Regions from separate parts of the Homo sapiens genome. Here regions 1 and 3 are each linked to region 2. The links are chromatin contacts, found by Hi-C in ENCODE. All regions are on one chromosome and are shown on one strand. The core of a region is the stretch at or near the end of the contact, and the rest is flanking DNA. Distances in the headings are between cores, read along the strand shown. Region 1 holds the start of DHX16 (DEAH-box helicase 16). Region 2 holds the start of RPP21 (ribonuclease P subunit p21). Region 3 holds the start of MDC1 (mediator of DNA damage checkpoint 1).

Region 1 (3,153 bases), core at 470-2,969, 330 kb after region 2:
GGGAAGATAAGGAGGTCTGAGCAACTCCTGATCTCTGCCCTCCCACTTAGCTCTGTTCCTAATTTAAGCAATTACTTAGTCTTTCCTGCCCCCGCGGCCCGGCCCCACTGTCAGGCAATGGCGTGATCTCGGCTCACTTCAACCTCCGCCTCCCAGGTTCAAGCAATTCTCCTGCCTCAGCCTCCCAAGTAGCTGAGATTACAGGCACATGCCACCACGCCCGACTATTTTTGTATTTTTAGTAGAGATGAGGTTTCACCATGTTGGCCAGGCTGGTCTCAAACTCCTGACCTCATGATCCACTCACCTCAGCCTCCCAAAGTGCTGGGATTACAGGCATGAGCCACCACACCCGGGCACAATTACTTAGTTTTAAACCAGCTAACCAGCATTCATTCTCTTTCTTCCTCATGGCTTCACCCCATCTTCATCATCCTGAATGGGGTTTTTTATTTTTTTTTACAGACAGGGTTTCACTCTGTCCCTCTTGGGCTCAAGGGATCCTCCCACCTCAGGCTCCTAAGTAGCTAGAAACACAGGTGCACACTACCACGCTCAACTAATTTTTAATTTTTTTGTAGGACGAAGGTTTCGCCATGTTGCCCAGGCTGGTCTCGAACTCCTGGGCTCAAGTAATCCTCCTGCCTCAGCCTCCCGGGGTGCTGGGATTACAGGTGTGAGCCACTGCACCCGGCCCCCTCTGTTAATTAAACGACTGAAAGGAAGTTCAGAAGATGAGGGGGGCCGGGCATGGTGGCTCACGCCTGTAATCTCAGCACTCTGAGGGGGCTGAGAGAGGATTGCTTGAGCTGAGGAGTTAGAGACCAGCCTGCGCAACACACCAAGGCCTCATCTCTAAAAATAAAAATAAAAATAAAAGATATTAGCCGGGGGTGGTGGCGCGCGCCCGTAGTCCCAGCTACCGGGGAAGATGAGGTGGGAGGGTCGCTTCAACCAGGGAGGTCGACGCTGTAGTGAGCCGTGATCTTACGACCGCACTCCAGCCTGGGCGACGGGGCGAGCGAGACTGTGTCTCTCAAAAAAAAAAAAAAGAAAGAAAGAAATGCAGAAACTAAGATCCCTACTGAATCGCAATCTGCATTTTAACAAGAACCTTGGATGCATGTTAAGAGTTCGAGAAACACCGTTCTATTGCGCTTAACCCGACACACCTAAGCCCTCCTCAATCTTCTCCACTGAGCTGGGCGTCCAGCAGCTAGCACAGTACCTACGCGACAACGGACAAAGAATAAGTGCTTGTGAACTGAGCTTTCTTAACTTCTCGATGGACCGTTAGGCCAGCCTCACCGGGACAAATCACAGGGCCCCTCCCCACCCCTGCCGACACCTTGTTCCAGAGTCTCAGGGCGAAGTCCCGGGCCGGCCCACTGAGATCCAAGGTATCAGTGTCTCGTAGGCGCTGCACGAACTCCTCGGCAGAGGTGCAGCGCTGTGCGGTACCGATCAGAAACTGGGCGACGTGCCGCTCGCTCAGCCCCAACACCGAGTGCAGCTCGTCCTGAACCCAGCGCTCCAGACCCGCCGGCGTCGCCATGGCGACTCACGCTCCCTGCTCCCGGCCCTGAAGCGTCGGGCAGCCGCGCTCACTGCTGGGCCGGTCAGAGGCCTGGAGCCCTCGGCTGGAGCCTCAGCTTCGCAAGTCAGCTACCTTGGGACCTCTAGGATCTTCCGACATCCCAAAGCTGTCTTCCCGTACCGCGGAGCCCGGAAGGGGCTGTACTTTTTCGGCCTCTAAGCACTACGGTGGCCGAGCGAGTTCAAACCTCGCGGAACCATACCTGAAAACTCGGGGTAATTCTTTTTTCTTCATTTCGCCTCTGTCCAGTTTCTCTGACGCCCCCTGATGGTCAGTCTGTGAGTGCTTCGCTCACGCATTCATTCAACAAGTGAAATTAATTTAATGGATGCCTAATGTGTGCTCATTGCTTTCCGTCCCTGGGATATAGCAGAGGACAAATCAAAAGTTCCTTACCAAATTTACATTTTGCGGTGGGGGAGGGACAGGATACATAATAAAGAAAGTATGGAAATTTTATAGAGCCAAAAACTATACAAAGTAAGGGAGGAATGAAATTCTATTTCAGATTGGAAGATCGGGTCCATGCTCATAAAACATATTAGCATTGTTGGCCGGGCGCGGTGGCTCATGCCTGTAATCCCAGCACTTTGGGAGGCCAAGGCGGGCGGATTATCTGAGGTCAGGAGTTCGAGACCAGCCTGGCCAAGATGGCGAAACCCTGTCTCTACTAAAAATATAAAAATTAGCCTGGCGTGGTGGTGTGCGCCTGTAGTCCCAGCCACTCGGGAGGCTGAGGCAGGAGAATCATTTGAACATGGGAAGCAGAGTTTGCAGTGAGCCGAGATCCCACCACGGCACTCCAGCCTGAGCAACAGAGGAAGTCTCTGTCTCAAACAAACAAAAAAGTGACCGTTGCTAGGACTGGTTTGCCTGCAGCAGGAGTGAAGACAGGTCAGGTATAAGGGAAGACCTCTAGGCAGGAAGAAACTGGGGAACTGGGGAAAGTTGTTAAAGACAAAATCTCCAAACTAAGGAACAGGCAAACTGTGTTCTGCATTTTTGCTTAACAGCTTGAGAAAATCACTGGTGGCTGCTTATTTAAAAGTAAGCAAGGCCAGGTGCAGTGGCTCTTGCTGTAATCCCAGCACTTTGGGAGGCTGAGGCAGGAGGATATCTTGAGACCAGGGGTTTGAGACCAGCCTGGGCAACAGGGTGAGACCCCACCATCTCTACAAAAAATTAGCCAGGTGTGGAGGTGTGCACCTGTAGTCCCAGCTACTCTGGAGACTGAGACAGGAGAATTTTTTTTTTTTTTTTTGGAGACAGAGTCTCGCTCTGTTGCCCAGACTGGAGTGCAATGGCACGATCTCGGCTCACTGCAACTTCCGCCTCCCAGGTTCAAGTGATTCTCCTGCCTCAGCCTCCTGAGTAGCTGGAATTACAAGTGTGACAAGCACATGCCATCACGCCCAGCTAGTTTTTGTATTTTTAATACAGATGGGGTTTTACCATGTTGGTCAGGCTGGTCTCAAACTCCTGACCTCATGATCCGCCCGTCTCGGCCTCCCAAAGTGCTGGGATTACAGGCGTGAGCCACCGCACTGGGCCTGAGA
Region 2 (3,171 bases), core at 663-3,162:
AAAAGGTTATGGAGTCTTTCTCACCCTAAGGACAGGGTGGAAGAGGGTGGTATATAGGGAAGGGCCAGATAGGCAACTTCATTTGGCTTGTGTGCATCTGGCCTGGAACTGGTGTTAAGCCAGGCTTTTGCTTGTTTGTTGCCATCCCTCACCCTTTGCCATTTCCCTTTTCAGAGAATGTAAATGATTTTCATGTTAGGCCAAAATAAACAACTTATAGGGTACATATGTTGTCATAAAAGGTAAAAGTGATGCATGCCAAACCAAACTAAACCAATTTGGATTATCTGCTATTCGGGTAATCTTCACAGAAATGACTGAGAGAAGAATCTGCAGTTTACTGAGGGCATTTCAGTTCCTCCTACCACCTCAACAGGACTTTGTCCAGACTCTCCTCCTCTTACCTTTGTGCCTTGACTGTGGTTCTTTGTGGCAAGATACTTTGGTTGGTTAAAATAATATGGAACAAAGGATCCACTGAAGTGATCTCTGTGTTGTGTGGTAATTTGGTGACAGCCTTGTACTGATGTGTAAGAATCACTGGGTGTTAGACATGCATGTTCCTGGGTCTCACCCTTAGTGGTTAGTCAAGGTCTGGGGTGGGCCGGACATCTACATTTTATTTATGAGACAGAGTCTCGTTCTGTCGCCCAGGCTGGAGTACAGTGGTGATCTCAGCTCACTGCAACCTCCGCCTCCCAGGTTCAAGCAATTCTCCTGCCTCAGCCTCCAGAGTAGCTGGGATTACTATGGACTATAGCCATGCACCACCACACCCGGCTAATTTTAGTGGAGACAGGGTTTTGCCATGTTGGACAGGCTGGTCTCGAACTCCTGAACTCAAGTAATCTACCTGCCTCAGCCACTCAAAGTGCTAGGATTACAGGTGTGAGCCACCGTGCCCAGCCTACATCTACATTTTAAACACACCACTCTCATTTGAGTCCGAAAACCCTTGTGAAACTAGTTCCAGAGGAGGTTTCAGCCATGTCCTTCCTCCCAGCTGGAGCCCTGCTTGTCTGTCCCCGCCTGGCACTGGGTCTGAAATTGGAGAGAAGTCATCCTCTCCTGACTTATGCTGCCCTCCCCATCTCAGGGTTCATTGATCTTCTACCCCTCCAATTCATGTCCCTCTGCTTCTGACTTCAGTAACTGATAGTCACTATGAGTCACAGGACACCAGACAGAAGAACTGGAAGATAGAAGAGGTCAGAGGGAGGGGTGTGAGGTGAATGTCAGTGTGGGGAGTGGGGTGAAGTTTCAGGGGCAGGGGATGCTGTTGACAGATTTCTGTGCTGTACCTAAGCCTAGGAGTTAGAAACCATTCACTCAGAAAGTGAGGATCACCTACTGTGTGTCCAGCACTGCATAACAGGAAGTGTGTTTCTTTGGTAGGTGGAATAGTAGGAGTAAACTGTGCTTTCTGAGGACCGGGAGTCCTTTTCCCTCCCTCCAGCACCCTCATGATCCTTCCCACTTTCACCCCCACTGGCACCAGTGCTTTTTTTTAATGTATTACCTCTGTGCCTTCCGTCTGTAGATCTTACAGGCATCTGCCTCGGACCTCAGGAGAGTAGGGCAGAAGCTCTAGCTGGGTATAAATTGCACATAACCATCTCCCCAACGTAGCTACATAAAGAGACCAGCCTTCTGTCCTGAAAATGGCCGATTTAAGATCCTCACCTGCTCCACTAGGTCTCTAGGTGATATAATTGGTCATGAGCTTGAGGAAGACAAAAGCACTGAAAATTCATAAAGGGACCCTGGGCATGGATTGCTGGGGTTGTGTTTAGAAACCGATGAGTTTGTGAGGCCTCCGGGAGGCTCCCGAGGGCGCGGGGACTACGTTTCCCAGGAGGCCTCGCGCGGACGCCCGGGCGGGGCTGTGCGAGGGGTGGGGCTGCGGGAGGCCCTGGAGCGCGGCGGTGATGGCGGGGCCGGTGAAGGACCGCGAGGCCTTCCAGAGGCTCAACTTCCTGTACCAGGTGAGTCTGCGACAAGGGCCCCACGGGGACGGTGCTCGGCGTCCCAGAGTGACTGCTCCCCTCCCGCAGGCCGCCCATTGTGTCCTTGCCCAGGACCCCGAGAACCAGGCGCTGGCGAGGTTTTACTGCTACACTGAGAGGACCATTGCGAAGCGGCTCGTCTTGCGGCGGTGAGACAGCCACGGGGCGGGCGGCGGGCGGGACGCGGGAGGAACGCGAGAGGGAGCGCGGGCGCCAGACCACTATCCTCCTCCGCCCCCAGGGATCCCTCGGTGAAGAGGACTCTCTGTCGAGGCTGCTCTTCCCTCCTCGTCCCGGGCCTCACCTGCACCCAGCGCCAGAGACGTGAGTGCTCCAACGGAGGTGGAAGACTGCGGAGCATTGGGGGCGCGGAGGGGGGCGGGGTGGGGGGCGGGCACTGGAGGCCAACAGCGCCTTTCTCACTGTAGATGGATGTTGGGTGTGGGATTCGCAGGAGTCTTCCTTCTTCGGGTTTGGATTAAGTTCCTAACGCCACTTGCACAAACTAGGGTTTGGGCTCGGCTGTTTTTTTTTTTTTTCTTCCAGTGTGGGCAATAAATAATAACTTTTAAGAGGCAACCCCACCCATGCACAATAATAGATGTTGTTCGGCTTTGTGGAGGACGATTCCCATCACCATTCATTTATTAAGCAAATACTTATTTTCTAAAATGTGTCAGGTACTGTGCTAGATTCATTATTCTCATTGAAATTACGGTCTGATGGGACAGACTAAGAAACAAAATGGTGTAGAAAAAGATTAACTGGGGGAGTAGAATGCTCACTTACTCATGCCAGTGGTGGCGAAGTTTATGATAAGCAAAGGGAGTGAGAGATGGAAATTCTAGGCATGTGTGCAGACTCTGAGACAAGAGAGCTTGTGGTGCTGTCAAAGAAATGAGAGTTCAGGAGGCTGGAGTTTGAGGTAGGAGGGCAAAACATGAGACTGGAGGGGGAAACAGGCCAGTTCTTGAAGTCTTGTTAGGGAGTTTGAACTTTATCTTAAAGAGTTCCAGGAAATCGATGGAGCTTATGCCGAGGCCTGACACCATCAAATGTGCATTCAAATTGGGGGTGTGGTGGGGGAGCGGGGATACCTACTGAAAAACACTGGAGGCAAAACTGGCAGCAAGAGACCGTTACTTCTAAACGTGGACAGTCTTTT
Region 3 (2,975 bases), core at 156-2,655, 370 kb after region 2:
TTAAGATTTTCAGATCTCCTTGAAACATACATAAGCATATATAAGGTTAAGACTTGCCCCAAATCACTCAGATGTCTCTCCTCTAAAATCTTGATGGTTTTTCGTGCACACAGAATAAAATCTAAACTCCTTAGCGAGACCCTCCATGATCTGAACTTCACATCTTGTAACGCCTACCCCTCGCCCGCAAAAGCCTATGGTTCAGCCAGACATTTTCCCCAGTCTTCGAACACACTGTTCTTGTCTTCCCACATCTTCATGCCTTAGCCCAATTCCTTGGCTTTTTCCCACCTAGTTTTCTGGTCCAACTTCTACCATCCTTTAAGATTCAGTTCAAATGTCACTTTCTTTCTTTTTTTTTTTTTTGAGATGGAATCTCGCTCTGTCGTCCAGGCTGGACTGCAGTGGTGCTATCTTGGCTCACTGCAACCTCTGCCTCCAGGCTTCAAGCGATTCTCCTGCCTCAGCCTCCCGAGCAGCTGGGATTACAGGCGCCCGGCATCACGCCTGGCTAATTTTTGTATTTTTAGTAGAGACGGGGTTTCACCACGGTCTCGAGCTCCTGACCTCAGGTGATCCGCCCACCTTGGCCACCCAAAGTGTTGGGATTACAGCAGTGAGCAACCGCGCCCGGCCTCAAATGTCACTTTCTCAGCAAACCCTTTCCTGGCGTGTTCCCTGCCTTCTCGTGTTCCTGGTGTATCCTGCCTGTTCCACAGTGGTCAATGGATTTGTGCTTACTCTAAGATCTCTCGCTATATTGTAACCATTACTTTCCATTTCTGCCTTCACACTCACCCACCTCCAGGACTGGATTAGGGGAACCGTGTCTTTCCCCTAGGGTCCATCATATTCATTCAATGGTTATGGTATACCTGTTTGAAGTATTTGGTATACATCTGTGAACCAAACATGAAATCGACCCTGCCCTCGGGAAGGCTCATCACCGAGCCTACTGATGAAGGAACAAATGAGATGGAAAGAAAATAGCATAAATGGAATTCACCTGAAAATATGCCACTCTAGAGGGAAACTGTTGACAGGTAGGGAAAGTAGGATGCCCCATGGATAAAGTGTCAACTCCGTCTTTATGACAGGCCAACTCAGCGGGTGCCCACCACGCTTGGCTCCAATTCAAAGAGCCACCATCTTTGGTCCCCACCTCAGTGGGTTCCCTTGTGGCCCGACGTCTCCCTGTGTCTTCATACCTAAACTCGGAGCGGGGCGCCAGGTAAGGATGAGTATTACAGTCCGAGAAGCGAACTTCCAAGTCACCTCCGCCCAGTCGCACCCAAGGTACGCCCCTCCCGCCTTCTGGGGGAACCAAGATGGCTCCCGGGGAGCCGTGGGCCAGGCCCCTAGAACTCACCTACTTTAAGTCCCCGCGCGCGCCACCAGTAACGGTCGCGACCCAGGTGGAGCGACTGCGTGTGCCGAAAAAGAGCTTATTTGCTGATTGGCTTCTGCCGCTGTCTTTCACAACCGCAGCCAGTCGAGCGGAGGCACACCCAAAGCCCCGCCCCCTTAGAGTTCAAATAGGTGGTGTCTCCCAGGCTGCTGAGATCAGTTAATGAGACGGTAATTGAAGGCCGCCGTGCGCCAACAGAATAATGCACGTCGATTGGGCAGCTCCAAGGGACAACCCACTACCGCTTGCCCGCCCACCACCCACTTCCCGCGCAGTTCCAAACCGCGACCAGAGAGTCTGGCGCCAGCTGCCGGCAACGGATAGAGGGGCTGTGTCATAGACGTCCGACGTGTCTGGTAAGGCCAGAGCGCCTTTCCTCGGTCCTCCTAGACATGGTGTCCGCTGACTCATGAGAAATGAAAGTGGGTTGCGCGTTGCAGTCGTGGCTGGAGGCTGCAGTTTGGAGAACAGCCCGTAGGCGTGGCAGTTCACTCCTGTTGCATTGGAATTTCATTTCCTTTTGATTTGGTTTGTAGTAGAAGTAATATCTTTCTTCCTGGGAATACGTCTCTGACGGACATTTTGAGGTCATTTTCTTAAATCCAAGATCCTAAAGATCTGTAGTCGAACAGAGAAAACTGGTTTGCTCTCTGTCTTAAAGGCTGTCCCCACCTTTCGAGGGGCGAGGGAAGGATCATAAAATCATTTATTTTTATTTTTTAATTAACTAATTTATCTATTTTTTGAGATGGAGTTTTGCTCTTGTTGCCCAGGCTGGAGTGCAATGGCGCGATCTCGACTCACCGCAACCTCTGCCTCCCAGGTTCAAGCGATTCTCCTGCCTCAACCTCCCAAGTAGCTGGGATTACAGGCATGCGCCACCACGCCCAGCTTATTTTTGTATTTTTAGTAGAGACGTGGTTTCTCCATGTTGGTCAGGCTGGTCTCGAACTTCTGACCTCAGGTGATCCGCCCGCCTCGGCCTCTCAAAGTGGTGGGATTACAGGCGTAAACCACCGCATGCGGCCATCTATATTTTATTTTTTGAGACGGACTTTCGCTCTTGTTGCCTAGGCTGGAGTGCAATGGCGCGATCTCGACTCACCGCAACCTCCGCCTTCTGGGTTCAAGCAATTCTCCTGTCTCAGCCTCCCGAGTAGCTGGGATTACAGGCATGCGCTACCACGCCCGGCTAATTTTGTATTTTTAGTAGAGACGGGGTTTCTCCATGTTGGTCAGTCTGGTCTCAAACTCCGGACCTCAGGTGATTCTCCCGCCTGGGCCTCCCAATGTGCTGGGATTACAGGCGTAAGCCACTGCGCCCGGCCTATTTTATCTCACAATAAGACATGAAGAAAATGGTAACTATAACACTTGCATAATTCATAAAGTCCTTTCTGTTGGTTATCTCAATTCTGTGCACAACAGTCAAATAAGCAGATTTTACAAACGAGGAGCTGGAGCCCTGCAAAGTTAAAGGACTTTCCTAGGATCCTACAGCTAATATAGAGACAAATTGAAACAAGTTATCTGATTGTGTATTTTGAGTTATTTCTACTCCCACAAA

What was found. A loop is a pair of places that touch in the nucleus more often than their neighbours do. Pooled maps may share reads with other maps.
Region 1: a loop to region 2 is called in a pooled map, with 4 times the contacts of the local background. The contact joins the promoter of DHX16 here to the promoter of RPP21 in region 2. A Hi-C loop is called at or near these places in 2 of 168 maps with a recorded cell type or tissue (CD8-positive, alpha-beta T cell and posterior cingulate gyrus) and 8 of 50 pooled maps.
Region 3: a map with no recorded cell type shows a loop between it and region 2 (9-fold over the local background). The contact joins the promoter of MDC1 here to the promoter of RPP21 in region 2. A Hi-C loop is called at or near these places in 1 of 168 maps with a recorded cell type or tissue (PC-9), 2 of 37 single-sample maps with no recorded cell type and 6 of 50 pooled maps.

What each region holds. Positions count from the first base shown.
Region 1 is chr6:30,671,287-30,674,439 of GRCh38, forward strand. It overlaps DHX16 (DEAH-box helicase 16), which reads right to left and starts at 1,720. Exons shown (of 20, transcript NM_003587.5): 1 at 1,349-1,720. The coding sequence starts at 1,555. RefSeq lists enhancers at 1-239, 1,435-2,031.
Region 2 is chr6:30,343,244-30,346,414 of GRCh38, forward strand. RPP21 (ribonuclease P subunit p21) reads left to right here and starts at 1,913. Exons shown (of 5, transcript NM_024839.4): 1 at 1,913-1,985; 2 at 2,055-2,155; 3 at 2,248-2,330. The coding sequence starts at 1,929. It overlaps TRIM39-RPP21 (TRIM39-RPP21 readthrough), which reads left to right. Exons shown (of 10, transcript NM_001199119.1): 7 at 2,055-2,155; 8 at 2,248-2,330. It overlaps TRIM39 (tripartite motif containing 39), which reads left to right. Exons shown (of 8, transcript NM_001369521.2): 8 at 1-486.
Region 3 is chr6:30,715,876-30,718,850 of GRCh38, forward strand. MDC1 (mediator of DNA damage checkpoint 1) reads right to left here and starts at 1,406. Exons shown (of 15, transcript NM_014641.3): 1 at 1,370-1,406. RefSeq lists enhancers at 55-802, 1,551-2,298.